4 separate regions of the Homo sapiens genome follow, and all the other regions are linked to region 3. Evidence: chromatin contacts called from ENCODE Hi-C or POLR2A ChIA-PET data. All regions are on one chromosome and are shown on one strand. The core of a region is the stretch at or near the end of the contact, and the rest is flanking DNA. Distances in the headings are between cores, read along the strand shown.

Evidence for each region. Hi-C counts contacts between places; a loop is a spot of excess contacts on that map. ChIA-PET counts read pairs that join two places held with the same protein, here RNA polymerase II (POLR2A). Pooled maps may share reads with other maps.
Region 1: a pooled map shows a loop between it and region 3 (2.2-fold over the local background). The contact joins two enhancer-like sites. A Hi-C loop is called at or near these places in 2 of 37 single-sample maps with no recorded cell type and 9 of 50 pooled maps. POLR2A ChIA-PET finds 5 or more read pairs at or near these places in 5 of 52 experiments (AG04450, GM12878, H1 and 2 more).
Region 2: a loop to region 3 is called in a map of astrocyte of the cerebellum, with 4 times the contacts of the local background. The contact joins two enhancer-like sites. A Hi-C loop is called at or near these places in 1 of 168 maps with a recorded cell type or tissue (astrocyte of the cerebellum).
Region 4: a map of sigmoid colon shows a loop between it and region 3 (8-fold over the local background). The contact joins two enhancer-like sites. A Hi-C loop is called at or near these places in 4 of 168 maps with a recorded cell type or tissue (IMR-90, MCF 10A, PC-9 and 1 more) and 2 of 50 pooled maps. POLR2A ChIA-PET finds 5 or more read pairs at or near these places in 1 of 52 experiments (K562).

Annotation. Positions count from the first base shown.
Region 1 is chr2:20,417,216-20,420,476 of GRCh38, reverse strand. LOC105373465 (a long non-coding RNA gene) reads left to right here. Exons shown (of 5, transcript XR_001739317.2): 3 at 1,590-1,866. Among named protein-coding and RNA genes, the nearest start is that of RHOB, 28 kb to the left of the region's middle. Within about 2 kb of position 1,321, at least 19 of the 41 ENCODE cell types and tissues checked have a DNase peak (open chromatin) inside an H3K27ac peak, as active enhancers do.
Region 2 is chr2:20,377,911-20,381,332 of GRCh38, reverse strand. No RefSeq gene overlaps it. Among named protein-coding and RNA genes, the nearest start is that of PUM2, 29 kb to the right of the region's middle. RefSeq lists an enhancer at 1-48. Within about 2 kb of position 2,097, at least 12 of the 41 ENCODE cell types and tissues checked have a DNase peak (open chromatin) inside an H3K27ac peak, as active enhancers do.
Region 3 is chr2:20,488,981-20,492,119 of GRCh38, reverse strand. All of the region lies in intron 1 of LOC107985856 (a long non-coding RNA gene), which reads left to right. Among named protein-coding and RNA genes, the nearest start is that of RHOB, 43 kb to the right of the region's middle. Within about 2 kb of position 1,364, at least 8 of the 41 ENCODE cell types and tissues checked have a DNase peak (open chromatin) inside an H3K27ac peak, as active enhancers do.
Region 4 is chr2:20,616,114-20,619,616 of GRCh38, reverse strand. It overlaps HS1BP3 (HCLS1 binding protein 3), which reads left to right. Exons shown (of 7, transcript NM_022460.4): 7 at 372-1,799. The coding sequence ends at 630. Among named protein-coding and RNA genes, the nearest start is that of HS1BP3-IT1, 25 kb to the right of the region's middle. RefSeq lists enhancers at 1,409-1,518, 1,903-2,794. Within about 2 kb of position 1,521, at least 29 of the 41 ENCODE cell types and tissues checked have a DNase peak (open chromatin) inside an H3K27ac peak, as active enhancers do.

The sequences.
Region 1 (3,261 bases), core at 72-2,571, 72 kb after region 3:
AGGTTCTACAGGAACAAGTATTTACTTCCCTTTGTACAGAGGCCCACCTGCTAGGGCAATGGTTAGGTGCACATGACATAAACCAGGCAATGTTAGAGGTACGTGCATATGGTATCTTTGCAGGGGTAAGGGATGGTTTTAACATAGGCCTTGGAGATTTCTAGGAGATTGGTCATTTCCTTAAACAGCTTATTTCTGGCATGAAAAACTTCCATCTTCAACACTCTTACTCCCTCCCATTACTTCAATTTCTACCTTTACTCCTAAATATGCAGCTACAGCCTTGACTTGGTTCTCGAGCTCCAGATTTGGCAAACTCACCTATCGCCACAGAGAAGTCTCACGGCCAAGCTGAATAAAATAAAACGCTTCTCTTTGCTGTAAGCCCACTCCTCCTCCCATCTTCCCTGTTCCTGTGAGCCATAACACATTCACCTCATCATCAAGGGTCACACCCTTAGAATCCTCACCGACAGCTCCTAACCCACAAGCAGGAAGGCTGGGCAGTGCACCCTCACTGCTTGTCTCAGACCCCTCACGTCCCTCATACCTACTGTCACAGCCCCAGGTCACCTAGAAAGCTGCTCTCCTCCCTCCTTTTCTTACAGCACAACGAGCCAGATTCATCTTCCAAAGCACCGCTGTCCTCTCCAAGCTGCAGTCTCTCACTCTCTTGCCCTTAGAGTAAGTCCGAATGCCTCACCCGGGCCTCCATGATCCAGCCAAGCTGCCCTTGCAGCCTTTCCTCCCCGCACCCCACCGGCATCCCCTGGGCTGCCCAATCAGCCTCCACCAGATTCCCAGGCAGGGGAGCCACGGGGGAATGTCCAGTGTTGGAGCTGGAAGCCAGGGACGCTGACTTTAGAACTGTCTGGTTGCTGTGGAGCCTCATGGAGTCTTCCCAGGTCTGTCTCCCTGTTTGAGGCTTGCACTCCAGAGGCCCCTCTGGGCAATAATGAACCACCGGGAGTGGTGCCGGGATCGCAGACAGAGATGGACTGCCTGGAGCAGGGTCACCAGGACCAAGGCAGTAACTCAGGTCTGTCAGCGACTTTGTCCACTTCGTCTGTCTCTCAGGCAATTCCTAGAGCTGTGGGAGGGCCCAGGACATGCCCACACCCAGCCACAGTGAGAATGAGGCTGGTTGCTCCTCACTTCTGTTAAATCAAACTAAATTTGGCCTGAGAAAGCCTCTGTACTCACATACTTGAGTTCTTACTTAGGAACAACAAGCTAACTTAGTACCTAAACAAACTGAAAACTCAACTCAGCAGTATGCTTCTGTAACAATGGCTGAGTCTCAGCCAGTCGCAGGCGGCCAGCTGTTCAGACCTTGTACCAATGAGGAAAACGCTGAGCTGTAACTAACCCAGCTGTTTCTGTAGCTCACAATTCCTGTATGTCACCTTCCTTTTTCTGTCCATAAATCTTATCTGACCATGTAGCAGCCCTGGAGTCTCTGAATCTATTCTGATTCTGGGGGCTATCAAATTCAGAAATCATTTTGGTTGTTTTTTTTCTTTTCTTTTCTTTTTTTTTTCAATTAAACTCTGTTAAATTTAATATGTCTAAAGTTTTTCTTTTAACAGATTTGGTGTCAGAAGTGAGAATACAGAGTAAAACTTCAGCAACCCCCAGGAACACCAGGGAACCAGACCAGATACCTGCGAAGCCAGCTGTGCCCACTGATTTCTTGTTTGTAACTGGAGGTCGTGGCTGAATTTTCTCTCAGATTCCAAGATCCAAGAATTTGTGTTCTCAGCTCTCCAAGTTTGTTTGAGCAATCTTTGGACTGGGCTGGGTTTGGGATTGGATTGGATTCAATAATCAACCGGATTAGATTCAGTTAGAGGCTGAGGGCCTCAGGTGGGTACCTTTTTGGTAATGAGTTCATCTCAATTCAAAGAGCCTGGGACTCCACATTCTGGGACTCCAGCTACTTTTATGTATAAAATTATGGGCCCAGAACATGTGCATTTTCAGAAAAAATGGGTTAACCTCACTGAGACAACTTAGAAAAGATAATGGGGAAGTTTTAATTTGGTTAAAATTATTTATTTGCAAGTCATATGAGAAAAAAGGAATCAGAATCCCACATAAAAACAATAGTATGTATCCTTTAATTAGTATAGGAAGATCTAAAAGACTGAACAAATCAAAAATTGCATCCGTAAAAGATTCTTTGCAAAAAGCAAGTGAAAATCTTAAACAACAGACTAAGGACATCATAAAAGAGGACTAAGGCCGAGCACAGTGGCTCATGTCTGTAATCCCAGCACTTTGGAAGGTCAAGGTGGGAAAATTGCTTGAGTCCAGGAGTTCGAGACCAGCATGGGCAACATAGTGAGACCTCATCTCTACAAAAACATAAACAAAATTAGCCAGGTATAGTGGTTTACACCTGTAGTCCTAGCTACTTGGGAGGCTGAGGTGGGAAGATTGCTTGAGCCCAGGAGGTTGAGGCTTCAGTGAGCCAAGATTGCACCACTACACTCCAGTCTGAGCAACAGAGTGAGATCCTGTCTCAAAATAATCATTAATAGTAATAACAATAAATTACAATAAATTATTTTTGTTGTTGTTTTTTTGAGATGGAGTTTTGCTTTTGTTGCCCAGGCTGGATGGAGTGCAGTGGCACGATCTCAGTTCACCACAACCTCTGCCTTCCGGGTTCAAGCAATTCTCCTGCCTCAGCCTCCCTAGTGGGCTGGGATTACAGGTGCATGCCACCATGCCTGGCTAATTTTATATTTTTAGTAGAGATGGGGTTTCACCATGTTGGTCAGACTGGTCTCAAACTCCCGACCTCAGGTGATCCACCTGCCTCAGCCTCCCAAATTGTTGGGATTACAGGCGTGAGCCACCACGCCCGGCCTATAATAAATTAATTTTTAAACTTTCCACTGGTAAGATACTTTGAAAAGAAACAAGGACTATGTTCTTACTGAACTAACCACAACTGTTTATTCTCTTTATCCATCCCCAACTAAATATTCTGAGTCCACTAACCTTGCTAAATTACCCTTTCACCCTGAAGAATATTGACAAAAGAGAAGGCAAACAGATGTCTTTACAAAGTAAGACCTCTGATCAGCCAGGCCTTCCTGCTGTAACCACTTTAACTCCATGATCTAAAATTGAGCTTAGAGCCATTGTAAAAGACTTCCCTGATGCAAGGAGAAACCCTCAAAAATTTACTGAGGAATTTAGAATCTTCCTAGGAATGGAGGATCCAGGACTCCTTGACCTTTACCAATTTAT
Region 2 (3,422 bases), core at 848-3,347, 110 kb after region 3:
TTAGCTGACTACTATAAGTCATGGATAATGGAATATAATTGAGAGTATCGAGAAATAAACTCATATATTTATGATCTACTGATTTTCAAGAAGGGTATCAAGATAATTCAATGGAGAATTGTCTTTACAACAAATGATGTTGGGAGACTGGATAGCTACGTGAAAATAAATGAATTTGGACTCTAACAGCTTAGTCCCTGGGCTGCTGGGGGAGGGAGAGGGTAGAAGGGAGGCGTGGCTGCTGGGGCCCCCTCTAGACAAGCACTCTGGTCCCCAACCTGCTGTTCCAGGGGTTCCTTCCAAGCACACTCTTTCCCCAACAAGATCATTCCATTTTTGTCCCCGTCATTTGGGAAAATGTAGTTTCTCCTAGCTTAACCATGCCTTCAGCAACACAGAGCCATGCATGCTTCTCAGATGTAGCTCCTTGGATCTCTGGTCACAATGGGCCTTTTAGGAAGCACTGGGGCCTCACACACCCTGGCAAGAAGCCCAGGGAGAGGGTCCTGCATGAGGTGGAGTGGAGCAGCCCAGGGCCTTTGATACCCTGGACAATATTGGTGTCAAGAAATTCTTTCTGTATGAACAGACGCTTCTCAGAAAAAGACATTTATGCAGCCAATAAACATGAAAAAAAAGCTCAACATCACTGATCATTAAAGAAATGCAAATCAAAACCACAATGAGATACTATCTCACACCAGTCAGAATGGCAATTATTAAAGTCAAGAAACAGGCTGCGCACGATGGCTCATGCCTGTAATCCCAGCCCTTTGGGAGGCCGAGGGGGACAGATCACTAAGGTCAGAAGTTTGAGACCAGCCTGGCCAACATGGTGAAACCCCGTCTCTACTAAAACTTACAAAAATTAGCTGGACGAGGTGGCACACGCCTGTACTCCCAGCTACTTGGGAGGCTGAGGTGGAAGGATCGCTTGAACCCGGGAGGTGGAGGTTGCAGTGAGCTGAGATCGCGCCACTGCACTCCAGCCTTGGCAACACAGTAAGATTCTGTCTAAAAATAAAAAAAAAAAAAAGTCAAGAAACAACAGATGCTGGCGAGGATGTGGAGAAATAGGAATGCTTTTACACTGTTGGTGGGAATGCAAATTTGTTGAACCATTGTGGAAGACAGTGTGGCGATTCCTCAAGAATCTAGAACCAGAAATACCATTTGACCCAGCAATCCCATTACTGGATATATACTCAAAGGAATATAAATCATTCTATTATAAAATGCATGCACACGTATGTTTATTGCAGCACTATTCACAATAGCAAAGACACGGAATCAACCCAAATGCCCATCAATGGTAGACTGGATAAAGAAAATGTGGCACATATACACCATGGAATACTATGCAGCCATATAAAGAAATGAGATTATGTCCCTGAGAGAGACATGGATGGAACTGGAAGCCATTATCTTCAGCAAACCAGCACAGGAACAGAAAACCAAACACTGCATGTTCTAACTTATAAGTGGGAGCTGAACAATGAGAACACATGGACACAGGGAGGGGAGCAAAACACACTAGGGCCTATTGTGGGGTGGGCAGGGGGAGGGAGAGCATCCGGATAAATAGCTAATGCGTGCGTGGCTTAATACCTCGGTGATGGGTTGATAGGTGCAGCAAACCACCATGGCACACGTTTACCTATGTAACAAAACTGCACATCCTGCACATGTACCTGGAACTTAAAATTTTAAAAAAAGAAAAAAGAAATCCTTTTAAGAACACTCTGGGACACAAATGATGGGAACAAGACCAAGTCCTGATTTCTGAAAGCTCCGTGGCCCTACAGCCCCAGGAGCAAGAAGGAGAAAGTGATTGTCAACTCAGAGACCTCGAGTAGGTGCCAGGCCTCTCCCATCTGTCAAGGCAGGAACAGCTGGCCACAGCCTCCAAGCTTCAGCAAAGCCAGGCAAAGAAGCAGCCGTTCCTGCCCTATCTACTGAACCCAGTATTTCCCACCCACGAGAGCCCTATAAGGACAGGACAGAGTCCTGGGAGAGGAGCTGCCTCACGGCCCAAGAGCAATCTTGGCACCGCTCCCTACGGGAGCACCAGGCCCAGGCAAAGGCTGGGAGGGTGGACGCCCAGGCCTGGACTGGGGGCTGCCGCCCTCTAGTGGGCCCAGAGGGACAGAGGGAGAGAGAAGAACTGGACAGAGAGAAAGAGGAGAAAGAGGAGAAAGACAGAGAGAGAGAGAGAGAGAGGGCGTCAAGGCAAAGGGGAAACAGAAGGACATGGACAGGCGAGAAGTAGGGAGAAGCAGTCTCATTCCCGGGCAATTCAGCTTCCCACTGGGCAGTGCATATTTCACCTGATTTGTACATTGGTCCCTGAGAGCTCTGTGAGGGCGAGTGTGGCCAGGGCTCTCATTCATCACCAATAGCTCTGACGGAGTTGGGAATTCCTGAGCCACTGTTCTTTGCTGATCTTATCCGGCTGCCTCCTCCTGTGAGATTGCACCGAGGACCCGCTGCCAGATGGGTCAACTTAGGTGTCATCTCCTTCTGACTCCAACTGTCCCATCCATTCCTCTGATTTCCACCCAATCCTTATATTTTTGCTAAATCTGTAGTTCTATTCTTGACCTCCCTCCAGAGCTTCAGACCTGTACACCAAGTTATCCACTGAACACCCCTCGTGCACGCCCCTGAAACACCTCACACTCACTATGTGCAAAATGGAGCTCATCGCCTTCCCCAAACCCACTCCTCTTTGTGGCGTCTCTAATCTTCAGCAACCCTACCATGTTTACTTAACATGGTAAACACTGCGAGGGGCCACCAAGGCTCCCCTCAGGAATGAGGGGTTTATTCTCCCAACTGCTAGAAGCACTGCCGGCAGAAAACCAGGGGTTTCCTCAACTGCAGAGAGCCCCTCACCCAAGCTCATTCCTTTCCCAGAAAGGTCCACATCCTGTGACCCATCAATGTGAGAACACAAAGACCCAGACCCGTTGCCCCGGCTGGCACAACTCTGCAGGGTGGTCCCAGTTTTGCAGCTCCCGGGAGGGTCAGAGGGCTCTCTGTTGAAGCTGTACTGCAGCTCACTTTCTCCATCTGCCCAATCCTGCTTCCTCCCCTTCCCTTCCGTAGGCATTGAGCCCAAAAGAACAGCCGAATCAACCTTTGGATGTCTGTCTGAGACTTTTTTCCCAGGAGTGCATTCTGCATGGCGCCAATCAGAATCCCAAAAGAAAAAATCCCAAACACCATAATCGCAAATGGTGAAATCCTGAAAGATCTAAAATCCCTACCATCTAAAATCCTAAATATCACAACCCCAAAAGACTAAAATCCTGAAAGCTGAATTCTGAGAAAGGAATTCGAACATTTTCAGTTGTAGGCAGGACAGTTGTATCATGTCAGTTGCACCACATTAAGCAGAACTATTACTTCATTATTGTTTT
Region 3 (3,139 bases), core at 115-2,614:
TTCCCTCCCCGAGTGACCTGGTGTCACTGTAAGTGTCTCAAAGTCTTTATTCTCGTTCTGTACCATCTTCCCCTACCCTTCTGCACATCACATGGCTTCCCAGGAGGAACAGTTTCTCCAGGATGGCCCTGTGTCTCTTCAGGGTGATGCCTGCCTGCGACTCCCTCAGCCTGGGGAAGGAGGAGGCTGGGCCTCTCTCTCAGACCCCTGCCTGGGAATCCACCCCTCCGTGGACTTGGAGACCTGCACACTGGCCTGGCTTCCTCAACCCATCTATACCACAGGGAAAAGGGAGTGGGAAGGACTTTCTAGTATAAATGGGACCTTCAACACCTGTGAAAAGAAGGCGGAGGGGAACGGACCTAATGAGCTAATGCAACATGTGGATCTGGTTTAGATTCTGGTTTGAGTAAACCAATCACAAAAGACATTTTTGCAACAATTGCAGAAACACTAATACGGACTATTAGATGATATTAAGGAATTAGTGTTAATTTTGATGGATATGATCACGATATTATGTTTATATAGACAACTGTTTTTGCATTTTAGAGACGCATACTGAAGTATTTAGGGTAAAACGTGTGTCAGTAATATTCTTTAAAATACTCAAGCAAAAAAAAAAGTCAATGAAGCAGATACAGCAAAATGTTAACAATTATTAAATCCAGGTGATGGGTATTGTGGGTTTATTATGTTATCCTCTCAATTTTCTGTATGTTTAATCCTTTTCATAATAAAAATTGTAAGATGGAAGAAGAAAAGGAAGAGAGGGGAAAGGGAAGAGAAGGAGGAGGAGGAGGGAGGGGGGAGGGCCGGCGGAGAAGTGGGAGGAGGAAGAAAGTCATAGACCTCCAGCAGGGTCAGTGTTCTCCACAGGATAGGGCAAGACACCCCAAAGTTGGCCTTGACTTTAACAGTCTTGATTCTAACAATCAGAGGTCCTTGGCTGCTCCTGGCACGGCCCTTCCTGGCAATAGCTTGCCCAGGCTCTCTGAGGGCCCAAGCCCAGCAGGAATGGATCACAGTCCCCAGTGTTGGCTACCTCATTGCTATGAGCTCTGAGATCTGGCCAGGCACATGATACAGGAGGCAGTGCCTTGAGATGTGATGAATTGATTTCAGGCAGAAAACCTGAGGACTTGGCCCAGCAGACCCCCCAGGAAGCTGGAGCCCACGTCATTGGCAGTGCAGCCAAGCATGAGCTAACCTGTCTGTGTTTGCAGCAATCAAGACAGCACGATCCTTCCCAGAAGTCAGAGTTGGCTCGTACAAGCACAAGAGAAGTCATCTGCAGATCCGACAGCAAGAGTGGTCTTGCCAAGCTGGGTCTTTACGGGAATAGCCAGGGCACCACCCACACACACATACCTCGGGCCCCCAGGCTTAGCCCTCCTGGAGAGAGGATGCAGCCCATCGCCATTCACCATCCGGTCTCCAACATGCCTGGAAGCTAGCATCAGCCCTGATGCCTGCAGGGTGCGCAGTGTGAGCTCCCCAGGGGTCTCTGTACCAGGAGTCTGAAGTTCAGTGAAAGATTTCAGAAGTGGGCAAGGTGTTCCTCCTGTTCTGGGTATCCACACACTCAACAAACATTCGCTGAGCACATACTTGTTGCTGTGGCCAACCACTGTCAGACTGAGGGCCACAGGGATGAGTACATTGCAAGCCCTGCCCACTGAGGCTCGCAGTCTGTGGAGGGAACAGCACCAGACTCCGACCAACCCAGACCAACCTGGGAGGGATCAAAGCATGGGGTTCTGCTCTGTGTGGCCTGGCAGGGTGGCAGCACCTCTGCAGCCATGACCAGCACGGGCTAGCAGGCTCCTGGAGAGATGTAACAGAAGATAGAAAGTAGCTGTTCTCGAAGCGTGGCCTCCACACCTCCAGCAGCAGCATCCTCTGGGAACTTAACTAAAAATGCAAATTTCCAGGTCCTGCCCCAAACCTACTACCTTAGTTTGTGATGCTATAAAAAAGTACCATAGACTGGGTGGGTGGCTTATAAAACAACAGAAATTTCATTTTTACAGTTCTGGAGGCTGGTAGCCTGAGATCAGAGTGCCAGCATGGTTAGTGTCTGATGAGGGCCCTCTTTTGGTTGCAGAAAATGGCCTTTTCATTGTAACCTCACATGGCAGAAAGGGGGTGAGAGAGCTCTCTGGGGTCCCTTTCATAAGGGCACTAATCCCATTGGTGAAGTCTCCACCCTCATGACCTGACCACCTCCCAGAGGTCTCATATCCTAATACCATCACATTAGGGGTTAAAATGTCAAAACATGAATTTTGGGCAGGATTGGTGGGGGCAGATATAATCAGTCCATAACACCTGCTATATCAGAAACCGGAACTGGAGCCTAGAACACTGTGTTTAACAAGCCCTCCAGGTGATGCAGGTGCATGTTCAAGTTTGAGAACAGAAGGCTTCACCTACTTGAGGTGTGGCCCGGGTGTGGTGGCTCACACTTGTAATCCTAGCACTTTGGGAGGCTGAGGCAGGCAGATTGTCTGAGCTTAGGAGTTCGAGACCAGCCTGGGCAACATAGTGAAACCCCATCTCTACTAAAATACAAAAAATTAGCCGGGCATAGCAGCATGTGCCAGCAGCTACTCGGGAGGCTGAGGCAGGAGAATCGCTTGAACCTGGGAAGCAGAGGCTGCAGTGAGCTGAGATCGTGCCACTGCACTCCAGCCTGGGCAACAGAGCGAGACTCCATCTCCAACAAAAAAAAAAAAAAAAGAAAAAGAAAAGAAAAAAGAAAAGGGAGTTGTGAGGAAGCAGATTTCAGTTAAAGGGAAAAAACAAACTTTCCAACTGACAGCTGCTAAGCAATGAACCCAACAGCCTCATTCACCCATAGTGAATTCCCATGCCTGGACGTCTGGAATGTAGGCTGGGAATATTCTCCAGGACAGGCTAGGTTATAATGTCCTACTATACAAACAGCCCCCAAATCTCAACAAGCTTAACCCTTGCTCATGCAAAGTCTGCTGCAACTCGGGCAGCCCTCCAGGGCACTGTCTTCTTGCAGTGCCTCGGTGGGCCTGGCTGCTTTGATCTGGGGCTTTGCTGTCTCAACACAGGCACTTGTCTGTGATCAGTCCCGAAAGGGAAGAGGGACTTCCCTCTTCCCTGG
Region 4 (3,503 bases), core at 272-2,771, 130 kb before region 3:
AGCGGGAACTCTGTACATAGTAGCTGGTGGTTATTTCTGAAGGGATTGGAGGGAAAGCCCCCTACAGAAGGCAGCGTGTGTCAAGTGGGGTCACCTGAAGAGCAACTCTCAGGAGGCTGCGTGGGGCCTGCCCTGTGCCTGCTTTGCTGTGGGTGGGAGGGAAGGAGAGCCCTGGCCTTCGTGTCTCCTCTGGGCAGGATGGGTGGAGGGGCCAGAGTGGAATGGGGCAGAGCAGGGCGGGGCCTTGACCTGGCCGAGGCTGGGCTCCCTGCCGCTGCCCAGCCCCGTGTGGGCACTGGCATTGCCTGGGGTCTTGTTCCTGTCACGGGGTGGCAGTGTTATGCTCAGGGTTCCTCCCTGTGGTTCCCTAGAGTTGAAGAGGACTTGGACCAGATTCTGAACCTGGGAGCTGAGCCCAAACCCAAGCCCCAGCTTAAGCCCAAGCCACCAGTGGCAGCTAAGCCGGTGATACCCAGAAAACCAGCTGTTCCCCCCAAAGCGGGCCCGGCTGAAGCTGTGGCTGGGCAGCAGAAGCCGCAGGAGCAGATCCAAGCCATGGACGAGATGGACATCTTGCAGTACATCCAGGACCACGATACACCAGCCCAGGCCGCCCCCAGCCTCTTCTGACCCTTCCATGCTGGCCCCTGGCCCAGCAGGCCTGTCTGTGGGGACATCGGTGTGAAGGGAAGGGACTGGGCCCTGCAGGGTCAGAACCTCCCCACCCCCAGGGGAGGCCAGGCAGAAGCCTGGGTCACAGCACCCAGAACTGCATGGTTCCATTTTCTCCGGGGCTGTGGGGCCAAAGTAGAAGCCTGCGGGCTGCGGGAGCGGCTCTCACCCTAGGAGCCAGAGCCCAATGTGTCTTATTCCCCGTGGACATGAAGGGGAGGGAGGGTGTGGGGATGCCTTGCCAACCAGAAGCCCAGCCCCAAGGATGAAGCAAGACATGTGGGGCCGTAGCGAGGTGTCACATGGGGCAGGGAAGCTTCATGCCCACGGGTTCTGCCAGCCCCAGCACAGACCCAAACTGGGGCTGGGCCTCTATCCCTCCTCTGCCTCTGTTCGCATAGTAAGAAGGAGTGACCGGTATCCTCCCCTTCCCCTACCCTAAGCTGTAGCCTGGGTGACTGACTGGCCTGGGCCTGGGGTGGGGACGTCCCCAAGCCAAATTACTCCAGGGCCTCTGCTCCTCGTGGCTGCCAGGGGCCTGCAGGGTCTGGGTGGGTCTCCCAGGAGAGGAATACTGAGTGGGAGATCGGCTGTCTGGAGTGTTCTGATGCAAGTCTCTCTCTCCTGAGCCTCCTCTTGATGCAAGCTCTAAAGGGAGAAGTCAGGCCCTGCCTCTCCAGGGTATAGACGGCCCTGCTAGGCCCCAGTTCTTCCTCCTTCCCCCTTTCCCAGGAAAGGCCAGCCCAGTCCATGGCCTTCTTGGGCCTCTGGGCACAGAGCCAATGTTCGTCATTGCAGCTCTCAGCAAACTGGGTCATAGCTTTCCCCACAGCTCAGCCTGGGGCCTGGGCAGGGCTCCCAGCCTGCACCGCCTCCCACTGCCAGTGGGGCATGATTCTCTCAGGCTTCTGCCCCGAGGCCTTCGTCGTCCTCAGGGTCTGGACTTGGTCAGTGGCCTTTCACCAGTGGAGCTGCCTTCCCAGGGAGAAGGAGCCGTGCGCCAGGGCAGGGCCCGTGCCTTAGACTTCTCCCGACCCCCAGAGCGCTGGTACACAGGTCTAGGCACCACACAGTGCTTTGGAAATTCTCAGTGAATGATGTTTAATAAAGCAAAAAATGTCAAGGTGTCTTTCTTGGATATAATTCTTCATGTTCAGAGCTAGTTTTTTGTTTTGTTTTGTTTTGTTTTTTAATGAAACAGTAGTTTTAAAGGAAATGCAACCACTATTGCTCCTTGGCCCTGTCCTGCCTGGCAGAAGCATTGAGCGGGTGGGACTAGGACCTCAGACCCTTTTCTGATAGACACCAAAGCCAGCCCTGAGGGAGCCCCCGGCTGATGGTGCGGGTGGTTTGCAGCCATCAGTGTTGAGTGTCTCAGCTCCTGGCCCGTGCCAGGACCTGTCTGCTCTGTCCTGCATCTGATCACGTCCCTCTCCAGCTGTGGCGCCCTGTCCTGAGCAGCTTCCCCTCCACCAGTGCTAGAGTGAGAGGAAACAGGTGGTTTTGGGGTCGAGAGCTGACTCCCTCCTCCTCCGTCTTAACCCAGGCTCAGAGGGTCAGCTCCCTCCCCAGGGCTCTGAGCCAGCTCTGGGACAGCTCCAGCACCGGCTCCACCCATTTGCCTTCCCCCTTCACACCCGCCCCTCCTTCCCAGCACTCAGCCCCGGGCCCTGCATCCCTTGCTGACTGCAGCGGAAGGTCTCAGTAGGAGTGGGGAGGGGATGGGGCCAGGTCTTCCTCCGAGAGGTGGCTCCAGCTCTCCTCTGGGCTTTGTCCCCTCCCTGCCCTTTCTGCACCCTGATGCTGGCTCCCTGCCTCCTGCTCCCCACCTGCTTTGGGTCAAGTGACATAGGAGCAGAGGGCACAGCGGGGTAGGTGGCCACAGGGGCTGGTGCTCTGCTTGGGGTCACTGGCAGAACCTGGCCTGCCCGTTGTGTATTCATCCACTGTGGACGCCACCTCCTCAGTGGTCTGGACTCTCTGGACACCATCACAAAGACCCCCAGATATTGATGCTCCAGTATCTGTGGCTTGTTCTTCACCCACAGGACTGCGACTCATGGCCAATCAATGATCCTTGTCGCCTGATAAAGCCTGTGCCTGTGACCCATTCCAGCCTGTGTTAGTGATGTTCTTTTCTGTGCCTAGGCTGATGGCAGACCACCAGGGAGGGGAGAGGGGGAGAGGATTGTCCTTTAAAACAATGGACTCAGCCAGGGAAGCTGCCCTGCCCCAGTCACCCAGGCTGCTGCTTAGGGTAGGGGAAGGGGAGGATTCTGGTCACTCCTCACTATGCCAACCAAGGCAGAGGAGGCATAGAGTCCCAGGCCCAGTGTGGTCATCGGGCCAGTAACTGCACAGCCAAGACCCATGTAGAAAGAAAGAGGACCCCTTTCTGTCTCCAGACCTACCCCCTATTCTCCCACAGTGGAGATGGTCTAGGCTTGGACTGGCCCTGGGGCCCTTTCAGGTCTGACATCAGATGGCCCTGCGCCTCTGTCAGCAAACCCGCCCTGGCCTTCAGGGCTCAGGTTCTTAGATGCAGCTTCAGCCCTGGGACCCAGGGATGCTGAAGTAGAGAGTTCTGTCAACTGAAATCCACTAGAGAACTAGAAACAGGTTCTCAGGGAGCCTGAGAGGCCTCCTGCAGGGACAGAATGTGGCCTCTATCCCCCCCAAGATTTTGGTTGGAGTCTTGTAGCTAAGATTGAGCTGGAGTCCTGGCTCCTGAGGACAGGCACTTTGGCCATTCTGAGAAGGTCTGCTCAGGCCAGGAGCCTGCAGCTGAGAGTTCCCTGTGGAAGGGAAACAGAAGTTTAACTGGGGACAAC